2 separate regions of the Homo sapiens genome follow, and region 1 is linked to region 2. The links are chromatin loops, found by intact Hi-C in ENCODE. Cell type or tissue: PC-9. All regions are shown on one strand. Links, peaks and the distances in the headings refer to the core of each region. The heading gives the core; the rest is flanking DNA. Region 1 overlaps HDAC11 (histone deacetylase 11). Region 2 overlaps FBLN2 (fibulin 2).

The links. Hi-C counts contacts between places; a loop is a spot of excess contacts. Peaks named below come from ENCODE experiments on the same cell type or tissue, not always from the same donor. Only the 100,000 strongest peaks of a DNase experiment are listed, where the experiment ranks them.
Region 1: a loop joins it to region 2, with 5 times the contacts of the local background. A loop is called at or near these places in 1 of 110 quality-filtered maps.

The regions. Positions count from the first base shown.
Region 1 is chr3:13,502,558-13,511,693 of GRCh38, forward strand. HDAC11 (histone deacetylase 11) reads left to right here. Exons shown (of 10, transcript NM_024827.4): 8 at 327-423; 9 at 1,537-1,715; 10 at 1,911-3,859. The coding sequence ends at 2,126. Among named protein-coding and RNA genes, the nearest start is that of HDAC11, 27 kb to the left of the region's middle. In PC-9, for the core only: no CTCF peak of the experiment used is centred there; DNase peaks (open chromatin) are centred at 5,104 and 5,334; H3K27ac peaks cover 1,304 bases.
Region 2 is chr3:13,597,001-13,606,136 of GRCh38, forward strand. All of the region lies in intron 2 of FBLN2 (fibulin 2), which reads left to right. Among named protein-coding and RNA genes, the nearest start is that of SNORA93, 17 kb to the right of the region's middle. RefSeq lists an enhancer at 873-1,373. In PC-9, for the core only: no CTCF peak of the experiment used is centred there; a DNase peak (open chromatin) is centred at 4,031; H3K27ac peaks cover 1,493 bases.

The DNA.
Region 1 (9,136 bases), core at 4,162-6,661, 93 kb before region 2:
TGGACAGTCCTTTACAGTTTGCTTTTCACATCCCTGATCCCAACCAGTCCCACCACAGACTTGAGAGGGTGGCAGAGCGGGATTTCTTCCTCTGATAGGGAACCTAAGAGCACTGGGCTTGCTCAAGCCCATGCTAGAAGGTGTCGGGGCCTGGTTTTAAGGTTGAATCCCAGCTCTGCCCCTTAACAGTCATGAGACCTGCTGCCCCCGAGAGCAGGCCGTGCTGCCCTGGCAAATGGGGAGTTTCCTGAGGGGTGGGTGGGTGGCAGAGCCCCAGCCTTGCCTAGGGCACCTACCCGAGAGCGGCTACTGTGACCTCCCCACAGGGCAATGGGCATGAGCGAGACTTCATGGACGACAAGCGTGTGTACATCATGGATGTCTACAACCGCCACATCTACCCAGGGGACCGCTTTGCCAAGCGTAAGCTGCTGCCCCTACCCTCATCTTGGGTGTGTCCTTGTGGATGAGGCTCTCTCCTGAGTGTCTCCTGTCTGCTAGGCCCTGCAGAAGCCACTGCAGTGGTTCATAGCATCCCTGTGAGGTGATCCTTTCCATTTTACAGATGAGGAAACCGAGACCTGGAGAAGTCACTCGACCCACCCAAGATCACATAACCCTTACAATAAACATGCATTTGTCTGGCAAAAAACAGGAAAGAATGAAAGAAAAAAAAGAAAAATAGGATAAATTTGAAAATACGAAATAAGAAATAAATTCACATAGGCTGGGCGCGGTGGCTCACGCCTGTAATCCCAGCACTTTGGGAGGCTGAAGTGGGCGGATCACCTGAGGTCGGGAGTTTGAGACCAGCCTGACCAACATGGAGAAACCCCATCTCTACTAAAAATACAAAATTAGCTGGATGTGGTGGCGCATGCCTGTAATCCCAGCTACTCGGGAGGCTGAGACAGGAGAATTGCTTGAACCTGGGAGGCGGAGGTTTCGGTAAGCCGAGATCGCGCCATTGCACTCCAGCTTGGGCAACAAGAGCGAAACTCCATCTCGAAAGAAAGAAAGAAATTCATGTATAATCGTTAAAATGAAAATGCATTAAACTCATCAATCAAAAGGCAGAGACTCTCAGATGAGATTTAAAAACAGGGCTGCCACCTTTGCAGGTAGGGGACATTTTTGCACCAGTCACGATGAGTCTGGTGTGGATAAGTCAGCAGCTAGTATGGCCCAAGGAACCAATTTCTGAACAGAACCTCACATGTGCTGAGCCTGGGCTTAAGGGCAGGGCAGGGTGTCCATGTGTGTAGGCAAGACCCAGAGGAGGCAGTGAAATCTGACATTGCCGACACAGATCTCCACACCCCCAGGGCAGTGTCTCAGCTTCAGTGCCCCTTCTCTCCTTTGAGTCCCCCTTTTTGCAGCTCTTGGTGCTCTTTTCACCTTAGTTTTGGGTGGAATGAGGCTGAGCAGTGCTGAATCTGACAGACCAGTTTCCAGTCTTGCCTGGTGTCCACAGTCTTGTCCTGAGCCTCAGTTTCCCTTCTCTATAAATTGAGGCCATCCATGTCTCTCTCCCAGAGGCCATCAGGCGGAAGGTGGAGCTGGAGTGGGGCACAGAGGATGATGAGTACCTGGATAAGGTGGAGAGGAACATCAAGAAATCCCTCCAGGAGCACCTGCCCGACGTGGTGGTATACAATGCAGGCACCGACATCCTCGAGGGGGACCGCCTTGGGGGGCTGTCCATCAGCCCAGCGGTACGTCCTGACCCTTGGGGCCACGGGAGGGTCTGCTCTATGGACTCAGCAGCAGCAGGAAAGGTGGGCGGCCTCATGTCAGGGAGGAGATGGACTGAAGCAACAGCAGTTTGGAGCAGGGCTAGCCCTGCAGCAGGACTTCCTGACACCATGGGGGTCTGGCCTGCCTGAGTCACCCTCCTCTTCCCCTAACAGGGCATCGTGAAGCGGGATGAGCTGGTGTTCCGGATGGTCCGTGGCCGCCGGGTGCCCATCCTTATGGTGACCTCAGGCGGGTACCAGAAGCGCACAGCCCGCATCATTGCTGACTCCATACTTAATCTGTTTGGCCTGGGGCTCATTGGGCCTGAGTCACCCAGCGTCTCCGCACAGAACTCAGACACACCGCTGCTTCCCCCTGCAGTGCCCTGACCCTTGCTGCCCTGCCTGTCACGTGGCCCTGCCTATCCGCCCCTTAGTGCTTTTTGTTTTCTAACCTCATGGGGTGGTGGAGGCAGCCTTCAGTGAGCATGGAGGGGCAGGGCCATCCCTGGCTGGGGCCTGGAGCTGGCCCTTCCTCTACTTTTCCCTGCTGGAAGCCAGAAGGGCTTGAGGCCTCTATGGGTGGGGGCAGAAGGCAGAGCCTGTGTCCCAGGGGGACCCACACGAAGTCACCAGCCCATAGGTCCAGGGAGGCAGGCAGTTAACTGAGAATTGGAGAGGACAGGCTAGGTCCCAGGCACAGCGAGGGCCCTGGGCTTGGGGTGTTCTGGTTTTGAGAACGGCAGACCCAGGTCGGAGTGAGGAAGCTTCCACCTCCATCCTGACTAGGCCTGCATCCTAACTGGGCCTCCCTCCCTCCCCTTGGTCATGGGATTTGCTGCCCTCTTTGCCCCAGAGCTGAAGAGCTATAGGCACTGGTGTGGATGGCCCAGGAGGTGCTGGAGCTAGGTCTCCAGGTGGGCCTGGTTCCCAGGCAGCAGGTGGGAACCCTGGGCCTGGATGTGAGGGGCGGTCAGGAAGGGGTACAGGTGGGTTCCCTCATCTGGAGTTCCCCCTCAATAAAGCAAGGTCTGGACCTGCCTTCCCAGGCCCTTCTGTGGGGGTGAAGGTGGGGAAGGCCTGCGGCGCCCAGATCACTGCCTTAGCAGTAGTCTTGCCTGTTCAGTGCAAGGGGCAGGTTTTGGGGGGAGGAATTCTTAGCGCAAGGACGGGCCTCAGCCCTGTCGCCTCCAGGGGGCCGCTGACCCAGGTGGGGAGAGGGCAGAAGAAGGGTGGGGGACGTGGGCAGGCCAGGCTCACAGGTGGAAATCAGGGATGCAGGGTGGTGCCCAAGCCAGGTCCTGCAGGAACCCAGGCCCAGGGAGGGACCCAGACACTGGTGAGGCGGGGCAGGGGTTCCTGGAGAGAGGGCAGCGAGGATCTCTATCCTGGCCTGGGGATTATGAACATAGGTAGCCGGGGCAGGGCCCTGGGTGGGACTGTGGCCTCCACTGGCCTCACCAAAGTGCCTGGGCCCCAATCCTTCTCCATGCCCAGGGGCCCCAGGTGGGCCAGACCTCTGGCCTGTTCCTCAGCCCTACTCATGGGGACATTCAGGGACCTCCAGGAAGTGGGCGGGGGAGCATCCACCCCTGCTAGCCGGCAGCTGTGGCCCTGATCAAATCAGGGGCTGGGGAGGGAAAGTGGGTCCATTGAGGTGGCCCTGCTCCATCAGCCCCCTACGGGACTTGTGTTCATTACAGTGAGGGGGTGCTCCCACTGTCTCCCGGCCTCCCTAATGCTCCCTCTGCTGCAGGGAGAAGGGTTCCAAGATCACAAAATGTCAACAATGCTGGCCTCCTGGACCAGACCCCGAGGCTCTAACAATGCACTCTGAGATCCCTACCCTTGCCGTTGGTCTCTGTCGCTGACTCGAGGCACCTAACATCCATTCACACCCAACACAGGCCAGCGACTTCTGGGGCTCAGCCACAGACATGGTTTGTCACTGTTGAGCTTCTGTTCCTAGAGAATCCTAGAGGCTTGATTGGCCCAGGCTGCTGTGTGTGCTGGAGGCAAAGAATCCCTACCTCCTAGGGGTGAAAGGAAATGAAAATGGAAAGTTCTTGTAGCGCAAGGCCTGACATGGGTAGCTGCTCAATAAATGCTAGTGTGTTATTTCATCTTCTGAGTCCTGTGGAGTTGGTAATGATTCCCATTTCACAGATGAGGAAACTGAGGCTTGGCAGGGGTGAGAAATTTGCCCCAGGCCACACCTCCCAGCAGATCTCAACAGTGGTAGAGCCAGGCTTGAATCCAGCTCTGCCAGATCCCAAAGTAAAAGTTCTCAGCTGCCTCACACTTGGCAGGGGGGTGGGGTGGGGGTGGGGGGTTACTCTGGACAGAGAAGGGTCTAGGATCCCAGGGTGATAAGGTCACTGGGCTGGGGTCTGGGACAGCCTGGGAATGGGTGGGCAGGCACAGCTGGGCTGTGATGGTGGCTCTGCTGCACAGTGGGAGGGGGCCCTGGCAGGGCAGTGGGTGGATGGGGTGTCTTCCAGGCCTGGGGTGCTTTTGGAGCGCTTATGGGGATGGGCTGCCCCGAGATGAGGCTGGGCTGGGGTGGGGTATCCAGGCAGGGGGAAAGGCAGAGCCTTGGCCGGGCAGAGTGACCAGAGCATCCCCAGTATCAGTGGCACAGCCTGGATGGGGGGCAGGGTGGCCCCTTGAGGTTCAGACAGGGTGTCAGGGAAAAGGACATGGGGTAGCAGGCAGGGGTCCCGATTGGCCCTGTGCTGGGTGGGAGGAGACTGATAAAGGCTGATGCTGACCAGGTGGTACTAAGGGCCAGGCCCTATCCAGACTCTAGCTGGGAACTGCATATGGAACTTCATGGCACTCTGAGGTGAGAACTGTTTCCATGCCTACTTCACAGATGTAGAAGCAGAGGCAGGAAAGGGGTTAGTTATTTGCTGAGCACCGCAGCCCCTAAGTGGAGGAGTGAGGACTGGAGCCCAGGCCCCAGCTCCAGAACCTGTGAGCTGTTTCTTCCTTAAAGATGCTCGTGGAAGAGGTTGTCCTGGGAATAAGAGCCTCAGTACCTGGAAGGCACTCAGGACACTGGGTGGCTTTCTGCTGCTCCCAGTAACTGTCAGGGTGAGGGGGAGGAATGTCCTGTAGGTCAGGCGGAAGAACTGAGGCCAGATGAAGTGTTTGGACCTGTTTGCAGGATCTGTGCATTTTGCTGTATGTAAATTACACCACAAGTTACATCAATCCCAGTGGAGCAGGTCAGCTTCATGAAGTGGCTGAGAGGTGGCACAGCAGCCCTGACGCCCCAGTGGCTGCTGGCAGCCCTGGATAAGAGCAGGGACAGGCTGAGGACGACTGGCCATCAGACTCATGATCTGGGGAGACCTTGGGAGGCATGACCTTGCACCATGCCTGGCCAGTGAGCCAGCTGAGGCTTGGGGAGAGGGATTTCATCTTGGGAGACACAGCTCTGTTCTCTACGGGACAGACGCAGGGAGGTTCCAGCAGGAAGCAGCAGTGCCCGGCTGTAACCTGGCCCCTGCCCGGAACCCACCCCTCCAGGCTAGGCTAATAGGGCCCCAGCGGGGGCGGGGGCAGAGGCAGGCATGACCATCCCCACTCTGCTGCCTCAGGCATAAACAAAGGCGGTTGCTGGCACGGGGCCCCTCCCTGCCTAGCGGGACTCCTGGGCAGACCTAAAGGAAGACTTTTATGATGCCTCCCTGGCTGCTCAGCCAAACATTTGGGGTTTAGGGCCAGGAACTCCTCCAGGGCAGCCTGCCCTTGAGTTGGTTTCATTCAGCTTAGCCAGCACTGGCTGGGGACACCTTGCTCAGGCCCAGGGCCAACGCGTGAGGCTCTGCACCACTCTGGAAGTGACGCCGTCACGTGATTGCTAGGGAGGCCCAGGGAGCGGACGCGTGGGCTCCAGTCCCTCCGGCCTGGCTCTGAGTCCTGCCTCCTCCCCTCGATAGCTGTGTGCCTTAGTTTACTCATCTGCAAAATGGGGATGATAGCACCTACCTCCTAGGTGTTGGAGAATTAAATGAGTGAATGTTTGTGAAGGGCTTAAAGCAAGAGTAAACACTCAATTAAGCATGCTTGATTGTGGCTGTCGGCACTCATCATCACCATCATCACCACCACCATGTTACTGATGGGAAACAAACTCAGAGAGGTGAAATGGCTTGCCGAAGACTGCAGAGTTGGGCAATGGCAAAGCCAGGGAATGCACCCACATCCATCCGACTCCAACACTAGTGCCCTTTCCCCATGGCCAGGCCCTCTGGCAAACAGTGTCTTGGTGAGCATGGCATCTTGCACACTGCCTGGACTTCCACGCCCTTCCCCAGCTCATAGTCTTACCAGCAACCCCGGGAGAGGCAGGCCTCAGCACCCTTGTTGTCCAGATGAGACAGAGACCCGGATGGGAAAGGCAGTCCCACGGCCCCTCAGCGGTGGTGGCAGGGCCTGGTGGAGGGAAGTGTGGCACCTGTGGGTACATTGCTGTCTACTCAGGCTGGGGCCCGCAGAGACGGGTGCTCCCACATCCTACCCTGGAAATGCTGTTCAGCTGGAAAACATACACTGGGCTTTCTAAAGGGCCATTGGCTTTCAGCTTGAACTTTCAAAGTACAAAGTGAATTAAAAAATAGTCATAAAACAGCAGGCAGCTGAGAAATGCATCATGGATTGGCGTGTGCAGCTGGGGCTAGGGCCCTGGAGAGTACCTGTTCCACCTGCCTGTTCCACCTGCAGAGGCCCAGCCTCGGCACTGCAGCTGGACAGGGTGTGTGGGGGTGGACGAGAAGGGAGGTATCCTTTGAGGAGGCCTGCTCACCCTGGCTCAGTGCTGGCTGTCAGCGTTGTCGATTTGTGGATGGGGAAGGTGAGGCCCAGGGAGGGCTTGAAGGAGCCTGGCACCCCCTGGCAAGCAAACCAGAACCCCGGCCTCCTCCCCTCCTCACCTGGTAGCCTCCTTGCGGGGGGTGGCTGTGGTGAGCATGTGCCATGTGCCAGGCCACATGTGTGAGAGGATTGCAGAGGCCCGTGCACGGCGAGGCCCATGCCACTCTCTGCGTGCCTGGTCCTTGTTTATCCTCACAGCAGCCTCCCTGTGCAGGGTCCTGGAGCTCCATTGTCCAGGCTGGAACACCAAGGCTTAGAGGGGCCTGCAGGCCCTCGCCCATGGCCACACACGGTGGAGTGGCAGAGTGGCCAGTCTTCACCACCACCCCGGGTGTTGACCTCTGAACTCCCTGATTTTATTAGGGCTGAGGCACTGTGGACAGGGCGGGTAAAAGCCAGGACCTCAGCTCAGGGTGACCTCAGCTCAGGGTGGAGAGTGGCCTCCAGAGAAAGAATGCAGCTCTGTAGTTGCCCAGCCAGGGTTTCAGTCCTGCCTCTGCTGTATACCTGCGCTGTGGCCCCGGGCTGAGCCTCATTGCCTCCTCTATAGAGGACTCTGGTAAACAGTGGGAATGAGGCTGGCATACAGCAGGTGCATAATACATGTGACACTGGCCAGGGGCTTCTTTACCCTCTTCTGTTCTCATCACCTCTTTGACTCAGCAACAGGGCAAAGTCCTGTTTCCATCTCTGGTTTAGGGCCTCCCAGTGAGCTGCGGGGCAGCCCTTTTAGGCAGGGCCCCAGGCCAAGGCTTACCCAGCCCTCGCGTGCACCTGCCTGGGGCTGGGCCTGAGCCCTCCCTCAACCCTCCCATGGCTCCAGGCTCCTGGCTGGAGAGTTCGCAGGGTCCGTTCAGCTGAAAGGACCTGGGGACACATATCATCAGGCCTGGCGCCTGGGATGCTGGGTAGCCTCCCTGAAGCCTGCTGCACCTCCCTGCTCTTGGCCCTGGGGAATGGGGCTGGGCAGGTCACCATCTCTAAACTGTGGGAAGACACCCATCTTCCCTCGGCGAGGGTGGTCCCATACAGGGAAAATTCAGGCCTGGACTTGGATCTGTGTTTGAATCTAGGCTCTCAGTGGCTGTGGGCAAATCACTTCACGCTTTGTGCCTCAGTTTCCTCCTCTGTAAATAGCGATGATAATCCCTTCCTTCCCTAGGGTGGCTTGAGGGTCAAGGAGGCTAGGCAGGTAAAGCACCAGTCTGGGTCCCCCTCACATCCAGAATTCGCAGGTCACCCCTGCTGGTCCTGAGACAGTGACGTTCTTTTCTTTTCTTTTCTTTTCTTTTTTTTTTTTTTTTGAGACAGAGTCTCACTCTGTCACCCAGGATGGAGTGCAGCGGAGTGGCATGATCTCAGCTCACTGCAGCCTCTGCCTCCCAGGGTCAAGTGATTCTCCTGCCTCAGCCTGCCCAAGTAGCTGGGATTATAGGCACCTGCCACCACGCCAGGCTATTTTTGTATTTTTAGTAGAGACGGGATTTCACCATGTTGGCCAGGCTGGTCTCGAACTCCTGACTTCAGGTGATCCGCCCGCCTCGGCCTCCCAAAGTGCTGGGATTACAAGCGTGAGCCACCGCGCCCAGCTGACGGTGGTCTTCTGAAAGAAAGAGGTAGCGTGCCCAGTGCATGCACACTCTGGGAGCCAGGGCAGCAGATTCAAGTCCCACTGCTGCCTCTACCCTCCATGTGACCTTGGACAGGTGACAGCTCCTCGTGCCTCAGTTTTCCCATCCGTCAAATGGGGTTCACACTAGCACCGGCCTCACAGAGTGGTTGTGAGAACGAATGAACCCATTTAAGCATCAGAACTGCACCTAATCAGCCTCAGCTCTTGTATCACTGAGGGGCAGGGGTTGCCAACATTACTGTAATCAACGCCTCCACCTTTATTTACCCTGCAAAGCAGTACAGTAAGTCCACATTTAAGTCCTTGATAGGTTCTTGGAAACTGACTTTAAGTGAAACCACATGAAATCGTTTGAATCAGGCCAGGCCAGTGGTTCACACTTGTAATCCCAGCACTTTGGGAGGCTGTGGACGGGTCACCTGAGGTCAGGAATTCAAGACCAGCCTGGCCAACATGGTGAAATCCCGTCTCTACTAAAAATACAAAAATTAGCCAGGCATGGTGGTATGTACCTGTAATCCCAGCTACTGGGGAGGCTGAGGCAGGAGAATCGCCTGAACTGGGGAGCTGGAGGTTTTAGTGAGCTGAGATTGTGCCACTGCACTCTAGCCTGGGCGACAGATTGATTGGGATTCCATCTCAAAAAAAAAAAAAAAGTTTGGATCTGTGTCCCCTTCCAAATCTCATGTTGAACTGTAATTTCACATAATCCCCAATGTTGGAGGTGAGGCCTGGTGGGAGGTGATTGGATCATGGGGGTGGTTTTCTTATGAAAGGTTTAGTATCATCCTCTTGGTACTGTCCTCATGACAGTGAGTGAGTTGTCATGAGATGTGGTCATTTAAAAGTGTGTGGTACCTCCCTCCTCTGTCCCTTGCTCCTGCTC
Region 2 (9,136 bases), core at 2,820-5,319:
AGCTCAATGCAGCCTTGACCTCCTGGGCTTAAGTGATCCTCCTCCCTTAGCCTCCCAAGTAGCTGGGACTATAGGCACACACCATCATGCCTGGCTAATTTTTAAATTTTTTGTAGAGATGGAGTCTGGCTGTGTTTCCCAGGCTGGTCTTGAACTCCTGGCCTCAAGCAACCCTCCTGCTTCAGCCTCCCAAAATGCTGGTATTATAGGTGTGAGCCACTACATCTGGCCTGGATCTATTTTTAAAAGACTCTTTTAGTCTTTAGTCTTAGAGTTTTCTGATCATACTACCTTTTTCAGTACTGTCTTTGTTTGGGAGGAGAGCAGTTCAGGAAGTGTCCACATGGGCAGCAGGACAGAAACCATAGGGTCGCCCCTGACACCCCACTCCAGTTACCACCGTCCTGATGGCAGTCAGCAAGAGTTCCCTCCTTTTCCTTATAATTTTACCCCCGAACAATCTTGCTTCATTCTTCTCTGTTGTTGAGTCTCACATGAAAGGCTGTGTGCAGTATTCCCCTGTGACCTGCCTCTTTCCCTGGTGCAGTGTTGGTGTGCTCCTTGTGGGTTATTGCACGTGGTGGCAGTGAGGTGGCTGGCATCATGTGGTCACACTGCAGCCTATGGACCCTTTCTCTCATTTGTGGGCACTTGGAAACCACCTGGAGACCACCAGAATACTCAGGGTCGTGGGTGTGGCGCCTTCTGCTTTACCAGGGGACAGTGAGTGGTTTTCCAGAGTGGACCTGCTCTGTGCCACTTGGCGTGGGAACAGCAGGGTTCCTGCTGGGCAAGGGTTGTGCTCACCCTGCTGCCAGGCCCGGAGCCCTGATGCTGTGAAGTCAACCGTGGCAGTGTGTTCTGAAGCTGGGATGTTGCTGGGCCATGTCACTGCCAACCCCAGGAGGCCAGAGAGAATCTCTGAGTTGAGGCTGGGCTGTCAGAGTGGGAGAGCACCTGCGTCTCTCTTTCCACAGTGCTGCTGAGAACCGGCAGGTGGGGAAGGCATTGCTCCCCCTCGGCCTGAGCTCCTGCAAAGCAGCAAAGTGGACAGAAATGGAGAATTCTCGAAAAGCCAGAGGAAAGAGGAGGCAGGGTAGGCGTGGCTGAAGGCTGCACCAGCTTCTACTGCTGAAGGGATGGTTGCTAATCCTTCCATGGATTTGTCTGCCCCTTTGTTAATTAACTTGGAAAGTAGTCACCAAGCGTCTTTTATGTGCCAGGAGACAGGAGGCTGTGTTTACTGAGTACCAGCTATTTGCCATGCAATGAGTCTTACGTTCCCACTTGTGAAATTTGGGTGGGGAGAGTTACTTGCCCATTTTACAAGCAAGGAAATGGAGGCTCAGAAGCCGAGTGACTCGCCCAAGTGCCCCAGCCAGTGAGTGGTAGCCCAACCACACACCTGTGCTTCCAGTGGTGGAAGGACATGCCTGTGCTCATCTTGTGACCCTGGTAGCATCTGCTACATAGAAGTGGTGTAAGGGGAGGTGGCCAGTAAGGATTTGCATTCTTCCTTGTCATTTCCCTAAGGCTGTGCCCCTGGGCTCCCTCTCTTAAACTCTTAGAACCTCTTTTTACGCCTCTGGGGCAGGGAGATCATCCCACCGACCTCTTGTTGTTGATGTGAGCTTTACATGAGATGATATACACCAAGAGCCTGAAGTATTTCACCCAGCCCCAGATTTTACCAGGGACCTGGTCTGTGCTGTGTGCTGGGCACTGGAGACCCTGAAATGATTAGGCTGATTCTTGGCCCATGAGACCCTCCCAATCTGGTGATTGGGACAGCCTGCCACCCGACAGGGACATCATGGTCGAAGGACATGAGTGAAGTCAGAGGAGGGAGCTGCTTTTCCTGGGTGCTAGACAGAGCCTGCTGGACGCACAGACAGGCAGGGAGTCACATTTGGACTGGCTCATGAGGGATGGGTAGTTGGATACTCGCCAGTTGGCCAAGGTAGAAGAAGGGCATCCTAGCATGGAACAGCGTGTGCAAAGGCGTAGAACAAGAGAAGGTGTATGTGGCTGGGAGCTGAGTCTGGGCTGTGCTGTGAAGGCCCTGAGTCTCACTCCAGAGAGAGGCACTTTATCCTGTGGGGCAGTGGCTTTTCTGTGGGATCTGTGGAGCCCCAAGGCTCCCCAAGATGACTCAGGGATGTGGAAGGCCAGGGCATTGTGAGGACGACCAGGTAAGATGATGTGATGAGGGTTGAGTAGGAGTTAGTTTAGATATGGAAGTTAGGGAGACCCTCTCTGAGGAGGAGAGACCCCCAGAAAGAGAAGGAGCCTGTCCCATAGAGAGTGGGGGCAGCAGATGGCACAGGGAGAGGTGGAAGATTCCAGGCAGGCAGCATGGCAAATGCCAAGGCCTTGGGGCAGGACTGAGTCTGAGGAGCTCCTGAGTAGAGAGAGTGAGTGGGAGAGTGAGTTAGAGAAAGGAGGTCAGGAGGGGAAGTGGGCAGGACCCCACCGTGTAGGACTTTGTAAGGAAAGTGGAGACCACGGGGGGTCATAGGCGCAGGAGTGATCCAATCTGATTTGTATTTGTGGACAGTCATTCTATAGCCCTGTGGGTGATGGGCTGGAGGGTGACAGAAGTGGAAGCAAGGAGGGCAGGAGGGGGTGGTGGAGGAGGAGGTGGCTGGTGGACTGAGATGCCTTTGGAGGTGGCCCTGTGAGTGATAGACTGGAGGGAGGCGGGGGATGAGGGATTGGCCTGGGAGCGTCCTGAGGATGGTAGGGCCTTTGTTGACACAGGAAGACCCAGGGAGGGGGTGGCTTGGGAAAATCCGGAGCTGAGCAAATTCCAGCTGGGGAAGTGCCAGGGAGACATCTGGGGTGGTTTCTTGGCCAGCTGTGGGCATGTGCATGTGACATGGGGGGCGGGGGCAAGAGGAAGGTGGCATTGGAAGCTTAGAGATGAGATCAGCCAGGCCAGCGTGTGTTGGAGAAGAGAAGAAGCCCCAGGGTTGAGACTCCAAAAGTCTGGTGCTCAGGAAGTTAAAAAACACGACAGAGAGAGAGAGAGAGAGAGAGAGAGAGCGAGAGAGAGAGAGAGCGATAGAGAGAGAGAGAGAGCGCCAGGCAGGGGCTGGGGACCTGTGAGAGGTGGTCTCAGAAGGAGACCTAGAGGAGAGGAGGTGACTGCTGGGCGGAGCCTTGGAGAATCAGGGTGGAGGGCGGGGGCCTCTGGACATGAGATGAGGGTACTCACTCATCGTGCTGGGCTTTGCCTGGCTCTGCCTCCCACATTTTGGATGGCACCTGGCAATGCTACTCATGGCACCTGCACAATTTCCCCTCCTGCTGCAACTGGGTGGCCCTCCCAGCATAAGGGTCACAGCTCCTGAGCTTTGTTTGAGAAGGAAGGTGGCCAGGAGAGAATGGGGGGAATCCTGGCACCTGATCAAGGAGGAGCAGGCAGAGAGCGCCATTCAACACCCACGAAAGCAGAGCCACCTCTCGAGCTGGTGATGGTTAGAGTCCCAGAGACGACCTTCAGGATCGGCTGCATTAGGTCACCTGTGCAACAGACATGGGGACGCTCAGGCCTGGAGAAGGGAGAGTAAGAGGGGAAATTGAAGCTTGCGACTTCTTTTTTAATTTTGTACACTTTTTTTTTTTTTTTTGAGACGGAGTCTTGCTCTTGTCACCCAGGCTGGAGTGCAGTGGCGCCATCTTGGCTCACTGCAACCTCCGCCTCACGGGTTCAAGTGATTCTCCTGCCTCAGCCTCCCAAGTAGCTGGGATTACAGGTGCCCACCACCATGCCCAGCTAATTTTTGTACTTTTAGTAGAGATGGGTTTTCGCCATGTTGGCCAGGTTGGTCTCAAACTCCTGACCTCAGGTGATCCGCCCACCTCGGCCTCCCAAAGTGCTGGGATTACAGGCGTGAGCCACTGCACCTGGCCATTTGTACACATTTATGGGGCAGGTACATGTGAAATTGTGACGTGTATGTGATTCACAGTGATCACATCAGGGTGTTGAGGGTGTCCATCACCTGACTACCGTGCATTTTTGTTAAGGGTAGTCACTCTGCTTGGGATTTCTAACTCCCCAGCTCATCTGTGAAATAGGAATGCTGACAGTTCTCACTCTTAGTAACTGTGAGGTTCCTGTGCTGGGACCCTGCCTGGCTGGTTGCTAGCGCTGCTATATTTCAGCTGTTACTGTTATCCTCATTGGGCATCCCACTGATGTCATCTGGCTAAGAGCCAGGGACCATAATCTCTGTAAGGCAATCTTGGAAGAGGTTTAGGGAGGAAGGATTCGGTCCTGTAGAAGAATGTTGTGAGTCTGAGCTGTGCAGAAGAGAGGATAAGCCGCCTGGGCAGAGTTGCCTCCTGTCACCAGAAGTATTCAAATAAGGAGAGTCTCCCACATGCCCAGAGTGTAACAAGAGGGGACGAGACATTGAATGGTGGCGTCACTCTCAGTGACCACAGAGACTGAAGTCAGGACTCTGGCATCCTGGGAGGTGGAGGCAGGACTCTGCCTGGCACCTTGTGCTCCTGAGTCCTGGGACAGACATGTCTGAGCCATGTTCCATTCAGATGGTGAGCACTGATCCCGGCCTCCGACACAGCACCTCTCAGTTGCCCAGGGTCTCCTAGATTCATTCAGCAAATACTCATTGAACACCCACCATGTGCCAGGGGGCTGAGATATGGCTATGAGGAAGATAGATAAGAGACCCTACCCTCTGGGAGCTGACATTGCAAAGGAGGAAACAGAGGACTGAGAAAGTAAACTCATCCACAAGAGGCTCTCACAGTGCTGACTGCTGTGAGAGGGTTATTTATTTGTTTCTTTGAGACAAGGTCTTTGTCACCCAAGTTGAAGTGCAGTGGCACAAGCATGGCTCACTGAAGCCTCCATCTCCTGGGCTCAAGCAATCCCTTCCCCTCAGGCTCCTGAATAGCTGGAAATGCAGGCATGTACCACCATGCCTGGTTAAATTTTTTCTTTTTAAGAGACAGTCACACTATGTTTCTCAGGCTGGTCTCAAACTACTGGCCTCAAGTGATCCTCCTGCTTCAGCCTCCCAGAGTTCTGGGATTACAGGCTATGGATTTTATTTCTGAAGAAGATTCTCTTTTTTCTAAAATTATCTCTGTAAATTTTATTCTAATCCTGCCTTTATAGATTTGGAAGTTACTTTCGTGTATGGTGTGATGTGGGTCCCAGCATCATAAATTCTTTCCCTGCAAAGTTTGAATGCCACCTTCATCATATATTCAATTCCCGTATGCACATAGGTCTGTTTCTGAAGTCTTTTCTCTTCCATTGAGCGCCTTGTCTTCTTGTTTTAATTATTAGAACTTTGAAGTGTATTCTGATACCGTTAGAGAAAGTCTACCTTCTCTGTTCTTATTTTTCAGAAATGTTCTCGGGTATTCTTAAGCATTTCGTTTTTTGGATGAATTTTAGAATTAACACGACAAATTCTGTGACAGTTACACTTTGCTTTGGTTGGAATCGCATTGAAGTTGTAGAGTAAGTAGAGGAGAATTGACATCTTTAAGGTACATATTAGATACATGGTATGTATTTTGAATAAAGTGTATGTTATACCCATTAGACAATCAAATTTTCGTCTTCATGTGAATCAAGCATGTTCACTGTAGATTTATTTCTAGGTTTGTTTCTCTTTTGAATGGGAATTTTTTCCTATTAACTTTTCTATTTAATTGTTATGGGGGTATAGGAAAGCCACTAATTTGAGTGTGTTGTTTTTGTTTTTGGCTATTGTATTATAGTCATTATTGTTAATTGTATTAATTCTAATACTTTGTGAGTTTTGAGTCTCTTGGATTGTCTAGGAAGATGAAACCATAACATCTGCCAATAACGACTGTTGTTTCTTCTTTCTATTATTTCTTTGGCCCTTTTTTCTTTCTTTCTTTCTTTTTTTTTTTCCCCAAGACGAGTCTTGCTCTGTCGCCCAGGCTGGAGTGCAGTGGTGCGATCTTGGCTCACTGCAACCTCCGCCTCCTGGGTTCAAGCAATTTTTGTCCCTCAGCCTCCCAAGTAGCTGGGATTACAGGTGCGCGCCACCAAGCCTGGCTAATTTTTTTGTATTTTTAGCAGAGACGAGGTTTCATTATGTTGGCTAGGCTGGTCTTGAACTCCTGACCTCGTGATCCGCATTCCTCAGCCTCTCAAAGTGCTGGGATTACAGGTGTGAGCCACTACGCCTGGCCTCCTTTTTTCTTTCTTTTTTTTTAAGTTTTTTTTTTTTTAATTATACTTTAAGTTCTAGGGTACATGTGCATAATGTGCAGGTTTGTTACATATGTATACATGTGCCATGTTGGTGTGCTGCACCTGTTAACTTGTCATTTACATTAGGTATTTCTCCTAATGCTATCCTTCCCCCCTCCCCCCACCCCACGACAGGCCCCAGTGTGTGATGTTCCCCATCCTGTGTCCAAGTGTGCTCATTGTTCAATTCCCACCTATGAGTGAGAACATGCAGTGTTGGTTTTCTGTCCTTGCAATAATTTGCTCAGAATGATGGTTTCCAGCTTCATCCATGTCCCTACAAAGGACATGAACTCATCCTTTTTTATGGCTGCATAGTAGTCCCTGGTGTATATGTGCCACATTTTCTTAATCCAGTCTATCATTGATGGACGTTTGGGTTGGTTCCAAGTCTTTGCTATTGTGAATAGTGCTGCAGTAAATATACGTGTGCATGTGTCTTTATAGCAGCATGATTTATAATCCTTTGGGTATATACCCAGTAATGGGATGGCTGGGTCAAATGGTATTTCTAGTTCTAGATCCCTGAGCAATCGCCATACTGTCTTCCACAATGGTTGAACTAGTTTACAGTCCCACCAACAGTGTAAAAGCGTTCCTATTTCTCCACATCCTCTCCAGCACCTGTTGTTTCCTGACTTTTTAATGATCACCATTCTGACTGGTGTGAGATGGTATTTCATTGTGGTTTTGATTTGCATTTCTCTGATGGCCAGTGATGATGAGCATTTTTTCATGTGTCTGTTGGCTGCATAAATGTCTTCTTTTGAGAAGTGTCTGTTCATATCCTTCGCCCACTTTTTGATGGGGTTGTTTGATTTTTTCTTGTAAATTTAAGTTCTTTGTAGATTCTGGATATTAGCCCTTTGTCAGATGGGTAGATTGCAAAAATTTTCTCCCATTCTGTAGGTTCCCTGTTCACTCTGATGGTAGTTTCTTTTGCTGTGCAGAAGCTCTTTAGTTTAATTAGATCCCATTTGTCAATTTTGGCTTTTGTTACCCTTGCTTTTGGTGTTTTAGACATGAAGTCCTTGCCCATGCCTATGTCCTGAATGGTATTGCCTAGGTTTTCTTCTAGGGTTTTTATGGTTTTAGGTCTAACATTTAAGTCTTTAATCCATCTTGAATTAATTTTTGTGTAAGGTGTAAGGAAGGGATCCAGTTTCAGCTTTCTACATATGGCTAGCCAGTTTTCCCAGCACCGTTTATTAAATAGGGAATCGTTTTCCCATTTCTTGTTTTTGTCAGGTTTGTCAAAGATCAGATGGTTGTAGATGTGTGGTATTATTTCTGAGCCGGCCTCCTTTTTTCTTGTTTTACTGCATTTGCTAGTATCTCCAGGACAATGCTATATAGTAGCATGGCCCGTGGGCATTATTTTTGTAATATTTAATAATTCAGTGGGGGATGTGTCTAATGTTCCCCCATTGAGTATGATGTTTGCTATGTGCTTCTGGTAGACACCAGTTCTCATTCCTCTCAGTGCCTCAGAGCAGAACAGTAACAGGTTGTGATGGAAGCTGTTTTCCCTGTTTTACAGAAAAGGAATGAAAACTTAGGAAAGCTTGGTAACTTGCCGTGCCTGCTAAGGCAACGCAGCCGATGACCCTCAGTGAGCTCTTGCTCCGGTTGGAGTGTGCAGGTGCCGTCCTTCACGGCATCTATCCCTCAGCCCTGTGCCCTTACGTGAACTGCTCAGGACATTTAGAGGGCTTTGTGGGCCTTAGCACCTACACAGCCATTCAGTCCTCATACAGAGAAGGACACTGAGTCTGGAGGGAGGAGAAGCGGCTGTCAGTGGTAACGCTGAGATGTGGACCCAGGCCCATCAGGCTCAGAGGCACTCATCTGTTACTTGTTGCCCTCAGCACGAATGTCTAGGCATTCTGTATAAACTTGACTTAGGAATGTCACTTTAGACCTCAGGGGCAAACGCTTGGGTTAATTACACGTCTCATTTCTTGGCATGGCTCTTATTATCCTCTTTGCAAGGCTCTTGTTTTATTTATTTATTAATATTTTATTTCCTTTCATCTTCTTTCTCCATTCCCATCCACCACCTCCATCTGCATAGCTGACAGTTTCATCTCATCAGTGTGTTTTTTGCTGTCATGTGTTCTTGCAAAGTATGCATTGTTATTTTATGTGTGATAGTTTAAATTTGTATAGTAGAACTGATTTGGCTTCTTCCTTTTCTCCCTTAGTGCTGTGTTCCTCCACACTTCTGTGTGTTGGTGTGTCCAGCTCATGCTGCTGTGTGTGTATCCAGTCTATTGTTTCTGACAGCTCCTGCATGTAGCATGGCCCCAGATTTTCCTCATCCTCCCCCCCAGTGATGGACACCCAGGCTGTCCGCAACCCCTTTCCACAAATAACACTTGACATGGGCATCCTTGTACTGGTTGTGTTACGGGCTGTCGTGAGGACTTCCCTGGCACAGACACCAGGAGCAGAGCGTCTGGGTCCTTGATGTTGCGTGTGCTTAACTGTATAAGTGGTGCCACATCTCTCCAGCTGGCCGCAGTCTCCTCTCCCACCCTAGACACATGGACATGCAGCAGTGTAGAGGAATACAGCACTAAGGGAGAAAAGGGGGTCCCCACCTCTGTGTGGCATTTCTCACTCTTACTCATATTTCTAGTTTAATGGATATTTTATTATTATTTTTTGAGACAGAGTCTCATTCTGTCACCCAGGCTGGAGTGCAGTGGCTCCATCTCAGCTCACTGCAACCTCCAACCCCCCTCCCCATCCCTGGGCTCAAGCCATCCTCCCACCCCAGCTTCCCGAGTAGCTAGGCTAACTTTTTGTGGAGTTGGAGATTCGCCATGTTGTCCAGGCTGGTCTCGAACTCCTGAGCTCAAG